Linked DNA regions of Homo sapiens: region 1 is linked to region 2. A link is a contact called in ENCODE Hi-C or POLR2A ChIA-PET data. All regions are on one chromosome and are shown on one strand. Each heading gives the region's core, a stretch centred on a gene start or an enhancer-like site at or near the end of the contact. The rest is flanking DNA. Distances are from core to core; before and after follow the strand shown. Region 1 holds the start of ZNF555 (zinc finger protein 555). Region 2 holds the start of PCSK4 (proprotein convertase subtilisin/kexin type 4).

Evidence for each region. Hi-C counts contacts between places; a loop is a spot of excess contacts on that map. ChIA-PET counts read pairs that join two places held with the same protein, here RNA polymerase II (POLR2A). Pooled maps may share reads with other maps.
Region 1: a loop to region 2 is called in a pooled map, with 24 times the contacts of the local background. The contact joins the promoter of ZNF555 here to the promoter of PCSK4 in region 2. A Hi-C loop is called at or near these places in 6 of 50 pooled maps. POLR2A ChIA-PET finds 5 or more read pairs at or near these places in 2 of 52 experiments (HEK293 and T-cell).

What each region holds. Positions count from the first base shown.
Region 1 is chr19:2,839,838-2,843,476 of GRCh38, reverse strand. It overlaps ZNF555 (zinc finger protein 555), which reads right to left and starts at 2,002. Exons shown (of 4, transcript NM_152791.5): 1 at 1,902-2,002. The coding sequence starts at 1,904. RefSeq lists silencers at 1,622-1,671, 1,712-2,011, 2,232-2,421, 2,432-2,541.
Region 2 is chr19:1,488,915-1,492,274 of GRCh38, reverse strand. It overlaps PCSK4 (proprotein convertase subtilisin/kexin type 4), which reads left to right and starts at 1,925. Exons shown (of 15, transcript NM_017573.5): 1 at 1,925-2,117; 2 at 2,378-2,482. The coding sequence starts at 1,929. It overlaps REEP6 (receptor accessory protein 6), which reads right to left and starts at 1,094. Exons shown (of 5, transcript NM_138393.4): 1 at 891-1,094. The coding sequence starts at 1,005. RefSeq lists silencers at 846-965, 996-1,535, 1,756-2,185.

The sequences.
Region 1 (3,639 bases), core at 753-3,252, 1.4 Mb before region 2:
TGAAGTTTAGGCCCTGGAATCCTATTTATTGTCATTCAAAAGAAAAGAACAAGGCTGGTCGAGGAGGGAGAATCACCTGAGCTCAGGAGTTCGAGACCAGCCTGGGTAACAGAATGAGACCCCATCCCTAGAAACAAAAAAATACAAAAGCTTAGGCATGGCGGCACACACCTGGAGTCCCTGTGTTCAGAAGGCTGAGGCAGGAAGATTGCTTGAGCCCAGGAGGTGGAGGCTGCAGTGAGCTGTGATCGCACCAGTGCACTCCAGCATGGGCAACAGAGCTCCCAAAAAAATAATAGTAATAAAAGAAAACAGAAAATAACAGATCTGAGAAACGACACACACTCCAGGGAATGTTTAACAAATGGAATGTAAGACACAGATTTTAATTTTTTTCCTGAAATTCACCCCGTTGGAAGTTTTTTTTTTTTTTTGAGACGGAGTCTCGCTCTGTCACCCAGGCTGGAGTGCAATGGCGCGTTCTCAGCTCACCGCAACCTCCGCCTTCTGCGTTCAAGTGATTTTCCCGCCTCAGCCTCCCGAGTAGCTGGGACTACAGGCACCCGCCACCACGCCCAGCTAATTTTTGTATTTCTAGCAGAGACGGGGTTTCTCCATGTTGGCCAGGCTGGTCCCCAACTCCTGACCTCAAGTAATCTGCTCCCCTCGGCCTGTCACAGTGCTGGGATGACAGGCTTGAGCCACCGCGCCCGGCCTGGAAATATTTTATCTTCCAACTTCTACTAATTAAATGTACGTTTCACTTCCTAAAAACTGCTGACTCGAAAAAAGGAAAATCTTTTCACAGTGACAAACCCAGGGAGGGGTCAAGTCTGGCCAGGCTACCACGACGGACGCCCTCCCACCCCCAACTCAGGTGTTGCCTCAGCAAGGAATCCCATTGCTAGTACTCAAAACAGAACTGAGAAACGTCTTCAAATCCACACTTTCTAGGGAACCGTGAAAGAATATATTTCCGTGGTTTTAGCCCCCTCGTTTGCAGTCAGTTGCTACAGCAGTCCGAGGACACTAATGCACCAGCCTCCCGGGCGTCCCCGCTGTGGGTCTGCGTGCGTTTGCTTTTGGGGTCCTCGCTCTCCCTTGTTTCTCTAGTCTTTTCAGTTACTTTTCTTCCTTGTGTGTGAGAGCCCAGGGACCAGGAACCCTTGTTTTTTTTCCCCTTACCTACCCCAGGCATCTTGGGGTCAGAGGGGACAAGAAGTCCTCAAGAAGGAAAACCGGGACTCAGGGGAGGAAACCTCGCACGCCCCAGGGGCTGCCTTTGCAGGTGGGGGCGTCTCCGCCCCCGCCGAGGCCCCACCGCTCCCGGGCTGTCCCGGGAGGAACCCAGGGTCCCCCAGAGACCGCGGCCGGAGGCGCGGGGCCTCCAAGGAGCTGAGCCGCGGGAGCGCGAGCGGAGGCGGCACCGACCAGGGACCCGCACCCCAGGAGGCACCGCGGCGTCGGCCCCAGGGCGGGTCCCGGGGGAGCCTGGACCGCACCTCGGGGTCTCGGGCGACTCTGCCTCCCGCGGCCCGGGGGTCCCGAAGCCGCAGCGAAACGCTCCGAGGCGTCGCGGCCCCGGGCGGGGCGTGGGGGGTCGGGAGCGCAGGGACGCGGGGACCCCGGGACGACGGGGACGGAGTCGGGCTCCGGGCGCCGCTCCCCGCTCTGCAGCCTTGGGGCCAGAGGCGGGCGGGGACCCGGAGCTCGGAGCGCCCTAGCCGCGACCTCAGCGCGGGAGGCGGGGCCGGGCGGGACCCCCGGGGCCCAGGCTCCCGTCCTGCGCCGCCCTCGCCGGGGCCGCCCCCCGCGTCCCTCAGCTCCCCCCAAGCCGCGGTCTCGGGCGGTCGCCGGTTCCTGCTGCCCCGCACCGGGATCCTCTCCTGCGCCACACTCACCATGTCCCGGGGCGATTTCTTCGCTACCGGCGCAGGTGAGCGCGACAGGAACCGGGACGCCAGGGACCGCTAGGGGCAGGCGGGGCACTCACGGCTAGGACAGAGGCGTCCCGTCCCAGGGGCCTGATTAGACAGAGCTCGGGAAGCCGCGCTTCTGATTGGACAGTGCTGCCAACGTCGGCGACTCTGATTGGAGAATTCCCCAGTCCGTCCCCTGGCGCTGTAAATTGGGCAGTTCCCCGGATTCCGATTGGGCGTCCCTCATTGGATACTTGTCTCGGCCCCGCCCCCGCCCGTCCTGACTGGGTAGTTCCCTAGGGCCCACCCCCTGCCGGTGAGTGACGGGAGCGTTGCGAACACGCGTGGCTGTCCCGCCCTGCGGGGACACTGGCTTCTGGGCGAACTGGTTTCAGCCCGGGGCGGAATCGCCCTCTCCCCGCAGTTCGGGCGCCCCGCCCGCGTCCTCCTCCGGGACGGGCGTGGGAACTCCAGACTAGTTTCCTCACGAGGCGACCCCTTGTCCGGACAGGAGGTGGATGCAAGCGGGCGGCCCGGGCCTGGCAGGGCGAACGGGGGCTGGGCGCCGGGTCCGAAGGGCCGAGACCTACGTGGGGGCGGGACCCGCAGACGTGACGTCATCGCGCTGCGGGCGACATGGAGACCCCGCCCAGGGGGCTGCGAATCCGGAGACCCGGTCTGGGGGAGGCCGAACCCAAAGCCTGGCAGGGGGCAGGAGCTTTGCTCAAATCAACCAGAAGATATGAGATGTTCATTAAAACCCTCACATTTGGCTGGGCGCAGTGGCTCACGCCTGTAATCCCAGCACTTTGGGAGACCGAGGTGGACGGATCATCTGAGTTCAGGAGTTTGAGACCATCGTGGCCAATATGGTGAAACCCTTTCTCTACTAAAAATACAGAAATCAGCCCGGCGTGGTGCCGGGCGCCTGTAATCTCAGCTACTGGGGATGCTGGGGCAGGAGAATTGCTTGAACCCGAGAGGTGGAGGTTGTAGTGACCCGAGATCGCCCCACTGCAGTCTAGCCTGGGCGACAGAGTGAGACTCCATATTAAAAAACAAAAAAACTCTCAAGTTCATATTTTAAACTCTAAGGAAAATGTTTTCAGATCATTTTTTTAAGTACATCCCCCCAAAATTTGGAAGATTGAAAAGCTGGCCGGGCGCTGTGGCTCACGCCTGTAATCCCAGCACTTTGGGAGGCCGAGGCGGGCGGATCACCTGAGGTCAGGAGTTCAAGACCAGCCTGCCCAACATGGCAAAACCCTGTCTCTACTAAAAATACAAAATTAGCCGGGCGTGGTGGCGCGCACCTGTAATCCCAGCTAGGGAGGCTGAGGCAAGAGAATCGCTTGAGGCCGGGCACGGTGGCTCACGCCTGTAATCCCAGCACTTTGGGAGGCCGAGGCGGGCGGATCACGAGGTCAGGAGATCGAGACCATCCTGGCTAACACGGTGAAACCCCGTCTCTACTAAAAAATACAAAAAAATTAGCCAGGCCTGGTGGCGGGTGCCTGTAGTCCCAGCTACTCGGGAGGCTGAGGCGGGAGAATGGCGTGAACCCGGGAGGCAGAGGTTGCAGTGAGCCGAGATCGCGCCACTGCACTCCACCACTCCAGCCTGGGTGACAAAGCGAGACTCCGTCTCAAAAACAAACAAACAAACAAACAACAACAACAAAAACAAAAAGAATCGCTTGAACCCAGGGAGGCAGAGGTTG
Region 2 (3,360 bases), core at 676-3,175:
GGCATGGTGGTGGGTACCTGTAATCCCAGCTACTTGGTAGACTGAGGCAGGAGAATCGCTTGAACCCAGGAGGTGGAGGTTGCAGTGAGCCAAGATCACACCACTGCACTCCAGCCTGGGCAGCAGAGCAAGACTCGGTCTCAAAAAAAAGTTTTAAAGGTGGGGAGGGAGGCATTTAAGGAGCGTTTACTACATGCTCTTGCTAGAGATTTGGAAAGGGGAAGGGGCGCGCAGCGTCACCAAGGGTGAAAGTCACGGAAGAACTGTAATGGAGTCACAATCGGGGTGCCTGGATCTCCGGCTCTGTGGGCCCCAGTCCAGCCTCCCCACATCACAGCCGTCAGACAACCCAACTCCGTCTTAACAAACATTTACGCTCGGTGGCACTAAGCCATTGAGCTGGGGGAAGGTGAGCTAGGGCAGGAGAGGAGGAGGAAAGGAGAAGGGTCCTGGGCAGGCCCCCAGGACGGTCCGTTCCCCTTCCCGCCAGGAGCCTCCCCTCAGAAAAACGGGAAGATCTCTACTGTTGCAGCCAGGCCGGGGTCCACGGGGGAAGGGGGACGGCGAAACGCGCAGGACACTGGCATCCCGACCCCTCTGGGGCCACTGGGCAACTGGAAGAACCGGACTTCGGCATGGCAGGCACCCAGCGCCCGGAAGGAGGCGTCGGGGGGCGGCCAGGGGCGGAAGCTAGAGAGGGGTGGCCCGGGAGCAGGGTCGCAGGGCGCGGGCAAGGGAAGGGCTGCGGGCGGACCTCGAGGTCCCAGTCACCTCGCGCGCTCCACCGGCCGGACCGGACCCCGTAGCCGGGGAAGGAGTCCGGTCTGCGACCCCCAGGCCCATGGCCTCGGTGTGCCCGTCGGCGAAACGGGCTAGCGCCGACGGCTCACCTGCAGCCAGATACCGCTTCTCCACCCCGGTCTTGGCCTCCAGCGCCCCCAGCACTTCGGTGACCAGGTTCCTTTGCTCCAGGAAGTGCTCCACGCGCTGCCTCAGGCCGTCCATGGCCCCGACGCGCCCGGGGTTGGCTGCTCGAGCTCGCCCGCGGACCAGGGCACCCACCCCGCTGCACGCGCACCGCTTTCCCGCAGCCTGAGCCGCGATGCTCCGGCCCCGCGCCGGTGTCCGCCCCCGGCCCCCCGCTAGGACCAATGGGAGGGCAGGGCGGACAAAGGAGGAGGGGCCTGCCCCGTCTCCCCCGCCGCATAGCCCTCCGCCACGGCCGCCGCTGCCCAGACCCCGCCGGGAGAGGGCGGGGCGCGGCGGCCCAGGGCACCGATTGGCCGGGCCGGAGCGAGACGTAGCTGATTGGAAGGGCGGTGTCAGAGGATGGGATTATTGGCTGAAGGGTGGAGCCAGGGCGAGGAGAGGCGTGGGGGGGCGGAACCGGGGGGAGGGGCTAAAGAAACATCCGAGCCGATTGGAGAAACGGGACGCGATTCATTGGCGAGACCAGTGGAGGGCGGGGCTGATCACAAAGGAGGCAGGGCGGAATGGTAGGGGCGGGAACGGGGCGAGGCTTATCGGAGGAGGCGGGATTACGCAAAAGAATGATTCTGATTAGGCCGGACAGGAGGCCGGGCTGATTCTCGAAGGAGGGGTGTGTTGGAAAGTGGGAGAGGTCAAACAAAGGGTAGGACGCGTTATCGCAACAGTGAACCCGCTTCTCTGGGTTAGTCTTGTCGTTGTACAAATGGGAAAACTGAGGCTCCCGAGGGTGTGGGTCTGCGGAAGACGGGCAGGCGTGCGTCCCTCTCCCGCTTCTGTTAGATCTTCGCGCCCCTCCTGGCTGAGTAGCCGCAAGGCCCCCTGGGAGTCGAAGCCTTCTGCGTTGCTATGGCGCCGGGGGCGGGTCGGACGCCTGGGCCCACTCGGCGGTTTGGCGGGAGGGAGGGGATTTGCGCAGGCCCCGCTCCCGCCCCGCCTCCATGCGGCCCGCCCCGATTGCGCTGTGGCTGCGCCTGGTCTTGGCCCTGGCCCTTGTCCGCCCCCGGGCTGTGGGGTGGGCCCCGGTCCGAGCCCCCATCTATGTCAGCAGCTGGGCCGTCCAGGTGTCCCAGGGTAACCGGGAGGTCGAGCGCCTGGCACGCAAATTCGGCTTCGTCAACCTGGGGCCGGTGGGTGGGACCGGGATAGACGGGAAGTGGGGGCTTGGAGGGGACTGAACAACCCTAGACCCCGACAAGGGGGAGGGAGCCCACAAGGTCTTCTAAATATCAAGAGTCCCAGCCCACCCCTGCCTCAGCCAAGCTCAGCTTCTGGGACTCCCAGAGAGCACCTGCTGGGGAAGGACAAAGAAGGGGGCTGTTACCGGCCCTCGGGGGCTTCAGCAGGGGAGCCGGGTCCCATCGGTGCGGCCGCTTCCCCACATCCCCAGATCTTCCCTGACGGGCAGTACTTTCACCTGCGGCACCGGGGCGTGGTCCAGCAGTCCCTGACCCCGCACTGGGGCCACCGCCTGCACCTGAAGAAAAACCCCAAGGTGAGCCTGGCCTGGAGGCCAACCCCCTGCCCGGGGTCTCAGCTGCCTCCTGGGGCCACCAGCCATCTTCTGTGGTTCTCGTGGTTGTTATGAACAGCTGTGTGCTTTCTGTGGCTCAGACCCGCCCGGGCCCCAAGTCTATACAGCAAGAGGAGGCAGGAAGACCCAGATACGGAAATCATGGCGCCTGCCAGGGCCTGGTACACAGTGGGCACCTCTTGTCCTCCCCCTCCCTCCTCTGGGCCCCAGGGGCTCTGGTAAGGAGGGACAGACGGCGTGACTTCCCCACCGTCTAGGTCATGGGATGGAGGGAAGGGGATTTTACGACACCGTAATGGGTTCCAAAGAGTAGGAGGCTTGGCCCGGCGCGGTGGCTCACGCCTGTAATCCCAGCACTTTGGGAGGCGGAGGCGGTCGGATCACAAGGTCAGGAAATCGAGACGAGATCCTAGCGAACACGGTGAAACCCTGTCTCTACTGAAAATACAAAAAAATTAGCCGGGCATGGTGGCAGGCGCCTGTAGTCCCAGCTATTCAGGAGGCTTAGGCAGGAGAATGGTGTGAACCCGGGAGGCGGAGCTTGCAGTGAGCCGAGATCGCGCCATTGCACTCCAGCCTGGGCGACAGAGCGAGACTCCGTCTCAAAAAAAAAAAAAAAAAAAGTAGGAGGCTTACAGTCACCCAGTGGCCCTCAGGACGCAGTGTCCAGGCGCTCAGAAAGGGGCCTGGGTCCCATCGGGCTGGGCCCTGTCTAGAAAATGCCTGGGATGTCAAGCTGAGGGGTTGGGATGGAGCCTGGGAAGCCCTCGGAGGCCAGGAAGTGCCTTGAACAGGACTGGACAGCTGCCTGCTTACAGCACCGGGAGGGAGAGCAGTGG